2 separate regions of the Homo sapiens genome follow, and region 1 is linked to region 2. A link is an interaction called in ENCODE POLR2A ChIA-PET data of the cell type or tissue named here. Cell type or tissue: endothelial cell of umbilical vein. All regions are shown on one strand. Each heading gives the region's core, and the rest is flanking DNA. Links, peaks and the distances in the headings are about the cores only.

What was found. ChIA-PET counts read pairs that join two places held together with the same protein. Peaks named below come from ENCODE experiments on the same cell type or tissue, not always from the same donor. Only the 100,000 strongest peaks of a DNase experiment are listed, where the experiment ranks them.
Region 1: POLR2A ChIA-PET joins it to region 2 with 7 read pairs; 5 of 35 experiments call an interaction of 5 or more read pairs at or near these places.

The regions. Positions count from the first base shown.
Region 1 is chr7:32,208,651-32,212,650 of GRCh38, forward strand. It overlaps a transcript of PDE1C not described here. Among named protein-coding and RNA genes, the nearest start is that of PDE1C, 140 kb to the left of the region's middle. In endothelial cell of umbilical vein, for the core only: a CTCF peak has its summit at 2,196 (motif pointing right); no DNase peak of the experiment used is centred there; H3K27me3 peaks cover 194 bases.
Region 2 is chr7:32,471,200-32,483,695 of GRCh38, forward strand. It overlaps the pseudogene SLC25A5P5. Among named protein-coding and RNA genes, the nearest start is that of LSM5, 13 kb to the right of the region's middle. In endothelial cell of umbilical vein, for the core only: CTCF peaks have their summits at 8,579 (motif pointing left) and 8,780; DNase peaks (open chromatin) are centred at 6,362 and 8,572.

The DNA of each region.
Region 1 (4,000 bases), core at 1-4,000, 270 kb before region 2:
ACCTGGTGCATAGTGGGTTTGGGGAGCGTCTCCACTCCACCCTCATCCGTCTCTAGTATTTTCCCCCCCCTTCTTTGGAATCCAGGTTTTCGTTCCAGGAAGTGCATTAACTTGCGGGATAATTTGCTGATCACACTGGTACAGAAACCATTGAGAGGCTTTAGACTCCTACTCATAGGGATCAAGACCTGGAGACAAAGGAGTCAAGGGAAGCCCCATGGCCTAACCACAGCCCTAGGAATATCCCCAATGCCTAAGGAAACCCATTCAATCCATCTAAGCTTCAAAGTGTCACCAAACTGAGGAAAAGCCAGTGGAGTTAGTCCATAAGTCCACTTTGAATGGTGATGATGCCTTCATAGCTACAAGCATTTCACGTACCTCTCCTCACTTTATCTTCATAAAACATTCATTGAAAGATTGAAAGGATAGTCCTAGCACAGCACTTCTCAAACTCTAATGTGAACAGGCATCCCCTGTAAATGTGTTAAAATACAAATTCTGACTCAATAGGTCTGAAGGGGTGGTCGGGGGACTGAGGCTTCATGGTTCTAAAAAGCCCCCAGGTGATGTCGATTCTGCTGCTCTGAGGACCATACTTGGAATAGCAAAGGCTTAGAGCACAATTTGGAAACCACAGTTCTAAGGATTGAAAAGGCAGTAGCAATGAGTAGCTCACCAGCCTGGGCTCAAGTGGGATGTTAACCAGATGATATTTCCTGCATTACTATTTTATTAACACCTGACAGAATTGAAGAGCTATACCGCATGGGGGAAAGATCTCTGGAGAACATTTTCTGATGGAGACCAGGAAAGGAGTGAAACAAGATTTACTCACGAGAGAAGCGGGCCAGTGGTCTGGCATTCTTGTCTCCAGCTTCATTTGCAACTAGAAAAAAAAAAGAGGATGCAATTTAAATAAATAAAGCAATGTGTCCACCAAATATGCCCCAATACAGCCAATCCCCTGGATGCTTTGACATCGGGCTGTATTTAAGAGTCTTTGTAAGTGAATAAAAGCAACTTTACTCCCTCCGTGTCTGTATTTCCAAGGCTGCCCTCAACACCTAAATGAAGTCAAATGTCTCAATCATTTTGATTAGAATATTTGGATGAAGCTAGAGAGGATCTCAACAACATCCAGTTTAGTAGGCCTAAAGAAGTTAATTGGCTTACATCCACTTAGTAAGAGGCACACACACCAGCTTCCAAGCTAGTGGACGTCCTTTGGCCCCAAGAGTCCTCTAACAGTGCTGTCTGTCAACATGCAAATGCACCCCAAGCATCGAAATGAATCTGGTTTCCTAGGATCCATAGGGGCAAAGCTGAGGCAGGAATTTCGGAAGATAAATAAAAAGCTGGCTTTATGTTCAGAAAGATATTAAATTTAGATGCTAACAAACAGGGAAGTTCATTAATAGAATTGTTCAGAAAACTGCCCTAGAAACCTTACCCCTAAAGCTTCTCAGCAGGGCAGGCTACCTCCTACGAAAAGTCTCCATATAACTTATCATTGGATAGAGTCATATTTAATGTCCCTTATAACTTATGAACCCATTGTATTGGGTAAAAGAGATTGGTTGTTAAGGGGAAACACAGGTTTCACTCATTTTAAATACCATGTTTCATGCCCATAAACATTATACCTTGGTTGTTGTATGTATACATAGCAGACAGACATGGGTATTTGTGATCTACTTGGATAAATGCCTAAAGCAATCAACAAGAAACACCTGTTCATTCTAGCTGAGAAAAAAGCATTCAATGCATCAACAGAATAAAGGAGATTGCTAACGTCATCATGAATGTATGAGAAGTTGCAGCAAAAGGACAAAACCAATACAGTAACTACTTTCTAAACTTATTATATCGTTTTACAAAGAATGAAAGAAGTCGAAAAATTTATTCCACCCTCTCACAAAGGTAAGTATTTTAAAATTTACTGCATTTGAGCAATTTTTTAAAAATTAATGGATTCCATCTCAGTATATTTTGTTTTTCTGGCATTAGCTTTGCCTCACCATCTACACTCTATTACTAATAAGGCCAATTACTAATTTGGGCAATTTGTCTATTACTAATTTGGGCAATTTTTAAAAATTAATAAATTACATCTTAGTATCTTTTGTTTTTCTGGGTATTAGCTTTGCTTTATCATCTGCACTCTTACTATATATTACTATATATAAGATGTTATATAAAAATGACCAGCAGGGGGAGGCAATAATTCATCCAGCTCCCATCGTCTGTCACACCGCAGCATTTCAAAAAAAGAAAGAAATGGGCCTGGCGCGGGTGGCTCACGCCTGTAGTCCGGCACTTTGGGAGGTCGAGGCGGTCGGGTCACGAGGTCAGGAGACCAGCCTGCCCAAGATGGTGAAACCCCATCTCTACTAAAAATACGAAAAATTAGCCGGGCGTGGTGGTGGGCGCCTGTAATCCCAGCTACTCGGGAGGCTGAGGCAGGAGAATCAATTGAACCTGGGAGGTGGAAGTTGCAGTGAGTCGAGATTGTGCCACTACACTCCTGCCTGGGAGACAAAAGCGAAACTCTATCTCAAAAAATAAAAAGAAAGAAATTAAATAATTACTACACTCTGCACCAAATACATTTTAAAAGAAAAGATTTCCATTTCAAAAAAAAGATCTAGAAGTTCTAAGAACAATGGCTATTCTTGCTGTCTTCTAAAATGTTTTGTAGAACCACCACATGAATATAAATAATTCACATTCATATTCCTGCCTCCACTCAGAGCTACATCCAAAGTATTTCAGAACAATGGTCAACTATCTCAGTAGAAGTCTTTAACCACAACTGCATATCCTCACATCAGGAAAATTTGGATGTTATCATAGCTAAGTATTAAAAAAATCTTATGAGCACTTGGAAAGCTCTCAAGAGTTGTCTATAACCAAAGTTATCTTATAATAAAAAAAAAGGGGGGGGTAAGAAAAGAGAGAGGGGAGGGAGGGACGGAGGAAGAACAAATGAGTCCCAGTTAGGTATAGACATGAATTTCCATGGCCTTGAGTTCAACTTATTTCTTCCATTTAGACACCGCAAATGTCTGAAGAAAGAAATAGAGCTGGGTGGGGCATAGTGGCTCACACCTGTAATCCCGGCACTGTGGGAGGCTGAGGCAGGAGGAACACTTGAGCTCCCGAGTTTGAGACCAGCCTGGGCAACATAGTGAGACCCTGTCTCCACAAAAAAAGTTTTAACAACTTAGCCGGGTGTGGTGGAGCATGCCTGTAATGCCAGCTACTCGGGAAGCTGCAGCAGAAGGATCACTTGAGCCCAGGAGGTTGAGGCTGCAGTGAGCTGTGATCAAACCACTGCACTCCAGCCTGGGCAACAGAACGAGAACCTATCTCAAAAAAAAAAAAAAAAAAAAGAAAGAAAGAAAAAAGAAAAAGAAATAGATCCAGGGTTTTACCAAAACCTTTGCTGCAGAAACTTTAAAATGACATTTTAAAATGGGATTACAAAGACCATTGCAATTGCTGAGAACACAGGCAACCACCTAAATGCTCAGCTTGGAGTGTGCACATTCTCCAAGAGTGTGCACATTCCTCCAAGAATAAAAGAACAGAGACACCAATGTCACTATTTCACACGCAGCAATAGCCACATCTTCACTCAGCCGGGCCCTCCCTGCCCACCACCCTATCCAAGGATGGGAATTGCTGACCCAGATCCAAGTCACGCCAGGAAAGGCAAGAATCAGGATCCAGACCAGTGGGACACCAGGAGAGTTTCCTCTATCCAGAAGGAATTTGAACCTCGCCACCAGCGTGATTTCCCTACAAACATACCCAATGCCACACTCCACTACTAGAGGGTCTCCCGTGATGCTGTAGCCCCTACAGAACACAATCCAGCTCACCTGCACCAACTTATTCTCCCACCTCATTTCCCAGAGCATACTCCAGCACTCGGTCACATGCGCTAGATGGACAATCCCACACACGCCCTTCACACACTCTTCCTGCCTGGCTC
Region 2 (12,496 bases), core at 4,840-8,839:
AAGTCCACTTTTCTATCAAGTGTCATTGACCCATGATGAATAGATTACCAAAACCATGAAGGTAAAAAGTAATTGATTTAGGCGTTTTTATTTGTTAAAAGAATGGAAATATTTTTCGCATTATATTTTGGTTTTATCTTGAGCAGTCAAGGAAGAGAGATTGGGAAGTTATAAAGGGACCTGAGGAAAAAAATGAAGCTTTGGAATTTGACAAAAACTAATATTGTTTCCCCGCAGCCCTGGCGTCAAAGCCAGTTCCCGGCCCAGTCTCGTCCTGCAGCAGCCTGCCGCCTGCCTCCTCTTTCCTTTCAACATGACAGATGCCGCTGTGTCCTTCACCAAGGACTTCCTGGCAGGTGGAGTGGCAGCAGCCATCTCCAAGATGGGGGTAGCGCCCATCGAGAGGGTCAAGCTGCTGCTGGAGGTACAGCATGCCAGCAAGCAGATCACCGCAGATATGCAATACAAGGGCATTATAGACTGCGTGGTCCATATTCTCAAGGAGCAGGGAGTCCTGTCCTTCTGGCACCGTAACCTGGTCAATGTCCTCAGATACTTCCCCACCCAGGCTCTCAACTTGGCCTTCAAAGATAAACACAAGCAGATCTTCCTGGGTGGTGTGGACAAGAGGACCCAGTTTGGGAGCTACTTTGCAGGGAATCCGGCATCAGGTGGTGCCGCTGGGGCCACATCCTTGTGTTTTGTGTACCCTCTTGATTTTGCCCATACCTGTCTAGCAGCTGACGTGGGTAAAGCTGGAGCTGAAAGGGAATTCTGAGGCCTCGGTAACTGCCTGGTTAAGATCTACGAAACTGATGGGATTAAGGGCCTGTACCAAGGCTTTAACGTGTCTGTGCAGGGTATTATCATCTACCGAGCTGCCTACTTTGGTATCTATGACACTGCAAAGGGAATGCTTCCGGATCCCAGGAACACTCACATCATCATCAGCTGGATGATCACTCAGACTGTCACTGCCATTGCTGGGTTGACTTCCCATCCATTTGACACCGTTCGATGCCGCATGATGATGCAGTCAGGGCGCAAAGGAATTGACGTCATGTACACAGGCACGCTTGACTGCTGGAGGAAGATTGTTGGTGATGAAGGAGGCAAAGATTTTTTCAAGGGTGCATGGTCCAGTGTTCTCAGAGGCATGGATGGTGCTTTTGTGCTTGTCTTGTATGGTGAAATCAAGAAGTACACATAAGTTATTTCCTGGGATTTCCCCCACTGTGAACAGTCATGTTGTATTATATAACATATCTTGAGCATTCTTGACAGACTCCTGGCTGTCAATTTATCAGTAGCAACTATTTACTGGTTGAAAATAGGAAGCAAGCCAGGTGCGGTGGCTCACACCTGTAATCCCAGCACTTTGGGAGGCCGAGGCGGATGGATCACCAGATCAGGAGATCTAGACCATCCTGGTTAACACGGTGAAACCCTGTCTCTACTAAAAATACAACAAATTTGCCAGGCGTGTGGCACGCGCCTGTAATCCCAGCTACTCAGGAGGCTGAGGCAGGAGAATCCCTTGAACTTGGGAGGCGGAGGTTGCAGTGAGCCAAGATGGCATAACTGCACTCCAGCCTGGGCAACAGAGCGAGACTCTGTCTCAAAAAAAAAAAAAAAAAGAAAAGAAAAGAAAAGAAAAGAAAATGGGAAGCAATAATATTCATCTGACCAGTTTTCTCTTAAAGCCATTTCCATGAGGATGGTGATGGGACTCAATTATATTTTTTATTTCATTCACACCTGATAAATAACAAATTTGGAGAAATAAAAATATCTAAAATTAAAAAAAAACTAATATTGTTTGTTTGGCCTGGGAAGGGATGGGAGGCAGGGCAGGAACGAATGGTGCACACCCTAGTAGATTTTTTAAAAAGGTAACATTGTCAAAATGTGTTCTAAACAGTATGTTCATCTGTATTTGAAATCTGAAGGCACATTTTGTAGACAAAACTGAATTATTTTCATGGGGGCAAATACCCATCATGTGACTTGAAACACTGCTGCTCAAGATCATCGCTGCATTTTAGAGTTTTAGTGCCTTGGGTTATTCTGTTCCCACTGCTTGGAATGCGTTTCCCCCTAGCAGGAAAATATTAACATGCATTACCTCTTCATGCATTACCATGATTACCTCTTCAGGAAACCCTCTCCTGACCTCTCCCAGGGGAGCTGATCACACTTCCCCTTCCCTTTGTGTGCCCATGGCACTTTCCTTTTTCTTTTTTTTTTTTGAGACGGAGTTTCACTCTTACTGCCCAGGCTGGAGTGCAATGGCACGATCTCGGCTCACCGCAACCTCCGCCTCCCAGGTTCAAGCGATTCTTCTGCCTCAGCCTCCCTAGTAGCTGGGATTACAGGCATGTGCCACCACACCCGGCTAATTTTGTATTTTTAGTAGAGACAGGGTTTCTCCATGTTGGTCAGGCTGGTCTTGAACTCCCGACCTCAGGTGGTCAGCCCGCCTCGGCCTCCCAAAGTGCTGGGATTACAGGCATGAGCCACCGCGCCCGGCCTAACCACGGCACTTTCTTTCCACTCCCCTGTACAGCACCCTGCAGCTGAAAGGGCGTGCCTGTGTCCTCCGTCTAATTAAGAACTTTTTTGCTAGCTTCTCTTGCCATTTTTTGTACTGTCTCTAAACAGTACTGGCATATAATGGGCACTCAACATACATGACATAAGAGGCCATAGCTCAGTGAGTTTCAAATGAACCCATATGTTAAATAAGTCAAGGGCTGCATTTAAATCAGACGCTAGAAGTGTCTCACCCTTACACTGTCCACTTTCAACGAACCACTCCAGGAATGAATTATTGCAAACATAAAAAATGAAAGAAATCACATATCTTTGAGTAAATCAGGGACCTGTGGATGGGATTATCTGGCTTGTGCATCCCCAGAACTGTTGTTCTTTACCTCCCTCTGGCTGTCCACTCTCCAAGAATAGGCAGAATTATAATAACCCTATCCTTCAGATCTTGTCGTTGCAGCAGCTCTCATTAAAGTTTTGTTGATGTAACAACCAAATGTAATGAGTAGACTTGGCTTGAATCCTAATTCAGAAACCCACTGTAAAAACACAGTTTTGAGACAACTAGGTAAATGTAATACAGCTTTAATCCTGGGTATTAAATAATATCAATGAATTACTTCCAATTTTATTATATGTAATAATGGTATTATCCTATAAGAAAATATGCTTATATTTAAGAATTGTATACAGAATTATTTAGGGATACAAAGACATATTGCCAGAGGTTTCCTTTAAGAGACTACAGCTGGCCGTGCGCGGTGGCTCACACCTGTAATCCCAGCACTTTTGGAGGCCGAGGCGGGCGGATCACAAGGTCAAGAGATCGAGACCATCCTGGCTAATACAGTGAAACCCCATCTCTACTAAAAATACAAAAAATTGGCCGGGCGTGGTGGTGGGCACCTGTAGCCCCAGCTACTCAGCAGGCTGAGGCCCAAGAATAGCATGAACCCGGGAGGCAGAGCTTGCAGTGAGCCGAGATTGCACCACTGCATTCCAGCCTGGGTGACAGAGCAAGACTCGTCTCAAAAAAAAAATAAAACCCCACAGCCAAAAGAAAAAACAAAAGAGAGAGAGAAGAAGGGCAGAGAGAAAAAGGGAGGGAGAAAAGGAGGAGGAAGAATGAAAGTTGAAGCAAATATGGCATTATGTTCATCACTGTTGAATCTAGGAATAGGTATTTTCTCTAGTTTTGTGAATGTTTGAATATTTTCATAATAAAACAGGGTTTCAAAAGGCTTTCTGGGAAAGTAAATGTAAAGGAGTTGATAAAAATAATGTCAAACAATCTTTGCATTCATTTCATTCCTGTAGCTTTTCCCAGGCTTCTGCGAGCCAGCCCCTGAAGGCTTCATTGGCCACAGACATCTGAACCAACTAAGAGCAGGAATTCCCCTGAGGCAAGCTGTTCCAATTTTCCTTGCTTTGGAAAATTCTGTCTTGTCTCCAACAAGCTCCAAATCCAGGCCCAGGACAGCCTCCAACCTGGGCAGCAGAAGTCTTCTGTATAGTCTGATCTCAATCAGTAGGACGCTATGGCTTGCATTTGTGCCTGTATCGGTTAGGCTTAACCAAGTGGGTTAAATAAGATGGCTTTCTCATACAAACGGCCAGGTAGGTGGTCTACGACTGGTATGGCAGCACCACTATTGCCTTCTTCCTTTTCTTCCGCAGCACTCATCTCATCCTCTACCACTTCATCCATACTTCATTGGCCACGATCTCGTGACATGATTCTTACATGATTAAACTTTGCTGAAATGGAGGCATAGAAATGTGTCTTTAGTTGGGCAGCCATGGAAGGAAAGAGTGAAAAATGGAAGCCAACCAGCCATTTCTGCCACCGTGCCCAAGCAAGAAAAAATGCTTATAATCCTCTGTGCATATATTTTTCCTGGGGGCCACTTAGAAAAAGGTGGATGGTCAAAGGCAAAAAGCAGGTGTCCAGGGCCCCCTACAAAATGCTATATTAATATCACTTCTATTGATGGTCTTTCTGCTGGGCTTTCTGCTGACACCAAAATGTGGGTCTGCATCCTTGCTCTTATCTCCATCAGGGAGAGTGTGCCTGAGAATGGAAAGAACAAGGAGGAGAATAAGGCAAAGAGATGGAGAGACTGCATCCTGATGACATCTTTAGAGCCCGTGGAGCTAGGCATGCCAGAAACTGGAAGGTTAAACTACATGAACCAATAAATATACCCCATTTTTTCTTAAAAAAAAAAAATACTGCTTAACCTTTGTCACTGTAACATGTCACCTGCACAACTGGAGAAGTCTTGAGGGTAGAGAGCTCTGCAAAGGGAGGAAGATAGGAAGTGCTCCAGGCACTGCAGCTGTTGCCAGGAGTGAAGAAACTCCCTCCTGTGGAGCACCTACTGCCCATCCCGCACCGTGGGATGCTGTCATATCACATATATTTCATATATATTAGCCCTTATATATTACATCTATAATATAATATATATTATCAAATACAGTATTTCATATCATTCTCATATAACCCTGAAGTACATGTTACCATCCCCATTTTGCAGAGTAGGGCACCAAGGCTTAGAGATATTAAGTAACTTCTCCAAGGTCACACAATTGAGAAATGACAAAACAGGTATTAGAAGCCAGATTCCCCCACCCCATCCCCAGGCTGCCTTTAAATTCCTCCGTGGGCCCTCTTCCTTGCAGGCTCCTGTCCCATCAAAGTCCCTCCTCCTGATCCCCCCACATCATTTGTCTTCTGCTGCTGATTGTCAGCACTTCTCAAGTTCCCAGGGGCTGTGAGTTGGAAGAGGCATCACTCTGAGAAGTAATGCACCTGCAGGGAAGAGATGGCTCTTTAGAAATAAACTAGAAATGAGTATCTCTATGATACCCATGGAGAAAGTGCAAGAGTTTGGACACAAGTGGTTTCAGCCTCTGGGGGAGAGGAAGGTAATTTTATCCAGGGTAACCCAACCATCATCATCCAGTCACATAGGTGGAGAGGCACAGCCAAGAGCTCTGAATCAGGTCCCAATGATCTAAGCACCAGTTCCAGCACAGCCCCTGAATCCCTTATCAAGTTAAGGCCTCTCTTTGAGCCTAGGTCTCCCCACCTATAAAGTGAGGGACTGGGCCTAGAGGTGATGTAAGCTCCCTTCCAGCTCATCCCACTCTGGACCCGTGCCTTGAGAAGCCACAGATCTCAATGCAGGCTTGTGTCATACTCAAGCACTAGTCACTGGAAAAGCAGGAAGTCCTTGGGTGAGGTGCTTACCTCTCGGAGTTTATTTTCCCAACACAGGTGTCAGATGGAATAGAAGAAACTAGGTGTCTATGCATGCTCATTTGTGGTTTCTATCACAATGGAAAATTCCTTGAGCATCTACAATCCCCACCTGTGGTAATGTGAACACCCAACCTGGAGCCAGGAAAACACCTGGGCCAAATTACTCCACTGAGCATTTCCCTTCTTCCTCAGCCCTTTCTTACCCTCCTGCTGGCACAGGCTGCCACTTGCCTGATTCAAGTTTCTCCACTTACTAAATGTCACACTTCCAGCTGCAATCAACAAGAGATGCTCTCCAGGCAATTCAGTACAGGAAAAAATAAGGTCCTTCCCACTTCTTATTACCCTCATGAGATGCTGACTGTGGAGCTGGCTAATACCAATGACAAATAACAGGGTTACTATGAGGAAGTATGAATGGGACCTATGGCCCAAGAAGCAGCAATTATGGACACAAAAAATTGCATGAAAGGAGGTAAGTAGAGTCCTTCCCAGAGAACAGAGGAGGCAGCAGAGCCCATGACCCACATCTGAGTCACCACATCCCATGGCCACGATCTTCTATTCTAGTACATTTCCCTATTGCTATAGCAGATACAATGATAAATTATTTTATAGGATACCACAGCTCTTTTTGGAAAGCAATATAGATGTAAAAGCCAGCCAGGATGTTACCAGCTGATATCCAATGATGAAGGAATAGGGATCCAGTTAGCCCTCATGTCAACATGGAAAGTTATTCAAGTTAAAGCATTTCACACCTATGAGCCCTTTGGATCTCCAGAATAACTGTGTGGAGTAAGAAAGGTCTGAGTCACTGCTTTGGCTTAAAAGATGAGAAAACCAAGACCCAAAGAGGGAAAATTGCTTGCCGGGGCTCACTCAGTCTGTAGCATTAGGGCTTCTACACCAGACCATGATTCCTCTTGAAGTGGCCTTCAGTCTGATGGTTTTCAAGTTTGTTCTCATTGAAACAGAAGAGAAAAGGAGAAGGAAGCAAGGAAAGCAAGGAGCATTACAGCTTTAAAAGATGAGCTACAGTGGCCGGGCGCAGTGGCTCACGCCTATAATCCCAGTGCTTTGGGAGACCAAGGCGGGAGGATGGCCTGAGTCCAGGAGTTCCAGACCAGCCTGAGCAACATGGTGAAACCCCATTTCTACAAAAAATACCAAAAATTAGCCAGGCACTTGCCTGTAGTCCCAGCTAGTCAGGAGGCTGAGGCAGAAGGATGGCTTGAGCCTGGGAGGCAGAGGTTGCAGTGAGCCAAGATTGTGCCACCGCATTCCAGACTGGGCAGCACAGCAAGACCCTGTCTCAAAAAAAAAAAAAAAAAAAAGGCCAGGTGCGGTGGCTCACGCCTGTAATCCCAGCACTTTGGGAGGCCAAGGCGGGCAGATCATGAGGTCAGGAGATCAAGACCATTCTGGCTATCACGGTGAAACCCCGTCTCTACTAAAAATACAAAAAAAAAAAAAAAAAAAAAAAAAGAGCCAGGCACCCTGGCAGGCGCCTATACTCCCAGCTACTCCGGAGGCTGAGGCAGGAGAATGGCGTGAACCCGGGAGGCTGAGCTTGCAGTGAGCCGAGATAGCGCCACTGCACTGCGGCCTGGGCAAAAGAGTGAGACTCCATCTCAAAAAAAAAAAAAAACAAAAACAAAAGAAAACAAAAAAAAAAACAAGATTAGTTACCATATCCAAAACTGCTAAATTCCCACAGGACATTAAGTCAGAGCAATCCACAGATGTGGGGACAGGCTCCCAAGTTCCCAAAGACTCCCAATTCACCTCAGATTCCAAACACAGCATGGCCAGCAGTGATGGGATGCCCATGGTTAGAGGGAAGAGGGAGCATGCCTGAGCCCCAAGGACATGACCCCTCACCAGAGGTCAACCTCCCCTTCTCCCCACTGAGGCCTCAGGCCCTGGGCTGATGTCCTCTTCCATTGAAGTGCAGACAACCAAGGCAGAGAGGCAGTGCTAGAAAGGAACCCAAACATTCAGCTTCACTCTTGTTTTATAGGTAAAAATGTTGAAGCCCTGAAAGAAAAAAGAGTGACTTGCCCCAAGGTTACAAAGCCACTTGGTGACAAACTCAAGTTTCCTGATTGTTCTTCCATCTCCCTTTCCAAACTGTTGACCTCCCTTCTTCTCCTGTGTGTGGCTGACACAGTCCCCGGACTCCTTCCTATCAAGGGGCCCAGGGAAAAATACTGGGTCCAGAAGATGCATAGTTTACATGTGGAAGCTGTGCAGCTCTTGTCACTGGTTTGGTTTTAGTTTTTACTTAACCCCTCTACTCTCCAGGGTAGGAGATTTAGCTTTGTCAAGCAGAGTCACTATGCACTCCCGGGATCTTTACTCCTTTCTGAACTCATGCTGTTTTTTGAAGCCACTTCATCATACCTATGACTCTTTATTCCCCTGTGATAAAACCTCCAGACCTCTGAAATCATCCCTTCATCCTGGCTTCCAAAGCACTCTCCTCTCAATTCTATTTTACAATAGAAAAGGCACCTCATATAGAAAATATGAAATAAATGAATGAAAAACAGATTCCTCTTTTGCAAAAAAAAAAAAAAAAAAAAAGGGAAGGAGGTGTGAAATAGTAGTATAATTCAACCCTTTACCTGCCCTTGTGGTGTGATCCAATAGGAAGCTCAGCAGAGTAGGAGACAAGAAACCTGAGTTCAAATGAGGCTCTGGGGAAAACTAAAAAGCCTTGGCTCTAGCAACTAGCTGCCTGCCTAGTTCCACAGTGTCCTCTTGTGGTCAGTTGGTATCATGCATGATTTTTCTTAAATTCAAGAATGAAATGTCTAATAAAGCAAAGATTCAGTCAGGGTCACTCCTGGATAAAGTAGATGAGGTCTGTTTTCTGACCACTCTCTATTCCAGCCTCATGCCCACTAACTTCAACTCCTTGTGACTGAAGTACACAGAGCGTCAATTTGGGTGTCAGGTTGATGTGAGAAGTACCAGCTCCACTTCTTAGAGAGATGTCAGCCAGGAGGGCTGCTGTCTTCCAAGAGTGGTACTCATAGAGCACCAGGACCCTGCTAGAGCTCCCAAGCTTCTGCCTCTGATCTTCCCAGGTAACAGCCAGAAGCCCACTTGCATCACTGCACTGAGGGCCAATCGACCACACCAGCCAAACTCAACATACTCAGATGATGGGGGCCCATACTCTAGTCTATGGTCCAACAATGTAATAGGATTTGTTTCCTTTGAAACCAGGACTGTGCATGGTATGAACTGCTTGAGGCTGTTGTTTTTCTAGGAGAGAGTAGCTACTCAAGACAGTTTCACAATATAACAAAAGCCTCCATGACCTGTCCCATATAAGCATTGAGTAGTGATAGAGGGATGAGGGTTCCCATAGGACTTTCTGGAGGAAGAGACATTTGAGCCTAGTCTTGAATACAAGTAAACCAAATGAAGATAGGTTTGGAGATAAGGCTCTTCCCACAAAAGTCCAACATGAGTAAAGCCAAAGGCCAAAGATGGGTAACAGCCAGTGTTATAAATTCTGTGCTGTGAAGGCAAGACTGAGATGTGACTGAGAAGGTCAACAGGCACCCCTCATGGTAACCTGTTAAGGAACCTGGCCTTTCATTGTATAGAAGGTAACTTACTGAAAAGTTTGAAAGCCGGCCAGGTGGAGTGGCTTCACCTGTAATCCCAGCACTTTGGGAGGCCAAGGCGGGTGGATCACCTGAGGTTGGGAGTTCAAGACCAGCCTGACCAACATGGAGAAACCCCGTCTCCACTAAAAATACAAAATTAGCCAGGCGTGGTAACTCATACGTGTAATCCCAGCTACTCAGGAGGCTGAGGCAGGAGAATCGCTTGAACCTCGGAGGCAGAGGTTGCTGTGAGCCGAGATCGCGCCATGGCACTCCAGCCTGGGCAACAAGAGCGAAACTCCATCTCAAAAAAATAAAGCCAAACATAGCATGACCATATCCTGCATTTTAGATCAATCAGTCAGTTGCTCTGATGGTCTGATGGCTGGGATGGACAGATATGACAGGGTAGAGATGGGAGGCAGGCAGGAAGGCAGAGGAGGTTTTTGTCTTAGTACAGCAGAGACTCAAGGGCTATTGGAGTCTTGAGGGGGGCCAATAATTAGCACTCTTCTTCCACAATTGAGTTCTGAACCAATTGAGAACAAAGGCAAAGTAGAAAACAGACAGCAGTCATTGTTACTACTACTACATTGGATGATGTAACTTATATCTACAGACTGTAGTTAACTTCTGTGTTTGGAACTCCAGAATTATTCAGATGTACCCACCAAACCATAGGCAAACCACAAACCACCCCAGACTTCTTCATGTGGAAGCAGACACCTCTAAAACTTACAGGAAAAAGCAGAGCAGAACCCACACTCCCTCAGGCAACTCAGTCTGCATGTCTCCGGGCATACAGAATAAAAGGACAGAGAGAGGGCAGATGTGTTACACTAATTAAGCTTTCATGTAGAAGAAAACATCAGAGGTAGAAAAGAAGCATTTCCCTTACATTCCCCATCTTTTTGTTCTTTTCACTCACTGAACTTAACCATTAGAGCCATAGAGAAGAACACAGTCTATCACTCCCAAATCCAACTGCCATTGGGATCACTGGAAGCAGTTTAGATTTTGCCCCAAAAGGCTCTAAACAGAGTCAGAATAATATATTAATTAAGGCAACTCCAAGGCTTCTGTAATTCTAAGTCTGAAAATTCACTCCATTTCCCACCCAAAGTATGCCCACCACATTGTTGAGGCGGGAAATTAAAGAAAAATAAACTTAAAAAGAAAGAGAAATAAGTTTTCCTGTGTTAGGCTGACTTGTCCCAGAGGCAGCAAAAGGCACAGCCCAGACCCAGGAAGTCTTGATAATATTATCTAATGTGCTCTGGAAACTCTCCCAGCATTCCCTCAACATACGGAGAAGAAAAACAAATTTTCCTTCGTTTTATGGAATGAGTTTATAGATTCCTGTTCTCTGTAACCAGTGACTTCAAACATTCTGTTTTATCTAAGCAGTAGAGTGAAGGTCAGAGCCTCTGAGCAGGCCTGTGTTATGGCCACCTGGGTGCCAGTGAAGGTTATAGGATAAGCCCGTGCCTAGGCAAAACCTAGATAACAGACATCTGGGTTGACTGGCAATGGTCATGTGTAATCCTGAGTTATGATCTGTTACAATTTGATTAACTGTCTTTGTCCTGCCTCTGTATCCCTGCTTTCAGGCCACTGTAAGCTTGCTTCAAGCTAGCCCACCCCCTTTTGTGAAGTGTGCATAAAATCAAGTGCTGTCTTTGTTCTGGGCCCAGTATTTCAATGTTAAGTCTGCAGGGTCTGAGTGCACTCAATAATAAATATATCCTCCTCTATACACCCCAAGGTCTCTCTCTGGTCCTCCTGATCCTGCAACATGATCTGTGATGGCTAATTTTAGGTGTCAAGTTAACTGGATTAAGGATATCTAGAAACCTAGTAAAGCATTATTTGGCTGTGTTTATGAGGGTGTTTCCAGACTACTTTAGGGTGTGAGTCTGAGTGGACTAGGTGAGATACACCTTCAATGTGGGCCAGCATTCAGTTGACAGAAGGTCCAAAGAGAACAACACAGAAAAGGCAACATGTCTGTCTCCCTCCTAGAGCGGGGATAACTCTTCCTTCTCTGTCTTTGGATATAAGAACTCCTGATGTTCTGATGATGTTGTCCTCTGAGGACAGAGAAGGAAGAGTGATCCCAACTTTAGGAGACCTCTGGACTCCAGGACTTACACCAGTAGCCCCCTGGGTTCTCAGGCCTTCAGCCTCAGACTGAGAATTTTATCATGAGCATCCCAAGCTCTGAGGTCTTTGGACTTGGACTGAGCCACATCAAGGTCTCCAGCTTGCAGACAGCCTGTTTTGGGGCTTCCCAGCCTCCATAATCGCATGAACCAATTCTCCTAATAAATCCCCTTATATATCTATATACATATACTATTGGTCATCTCTGGAGAACCCCAACTAATAAATGGTCTAACCTGGCATATCAGCACACCAACACCCAATAATAAAATGCCAACAACAGAGATGCCCAAATCTACATATAATCCTGTGCCATTATCAAATTTACTGGAATTCAAAAATTAAACCTCCTTCCAAATCAAAGTCCAAAAATGTTAAACTCCACTAGAATTAAAATCCAAAACTAAATACCCTTATTTTTGTAAGTTAAGAATCAACCAGCCTAGGCAACATGGTGACACCCTGTCTCTACAAAATATTAAAAAATTAGGCCAGGCACGGTGGCTCACAACTGTAATCCCAGCACTTTGGGAGGCCAAGGCGAGTTGATCGCTTGAGCCCAGAGTTTGAGACCAGCCTGGGCAATATGACAAGACCCAGTCTCTATCAAAAACACAAAAAATTAACCAGGTGTGGTGGTGTGCACCTGTAGTGTGGGAGGATCACCTGAGCCCGAGAAGTCGAGGCTACAGTGAGCCATGACCACTGCACTCCAGTCTGGGTGACAGACCGAGACCCTATCTTTAAAAAAACAAAAAGAGAAAAGATAGCTGGGCATGGTGGCACCTGCCTGTGGATCCAGCTACTTGGGAGGCTAAGGGGGGAGAATCGCTTGATCCCAGTGGTTCGAAGCTGCAGTGAGCACTGATCACACCACTGCACTCTAGCCTGG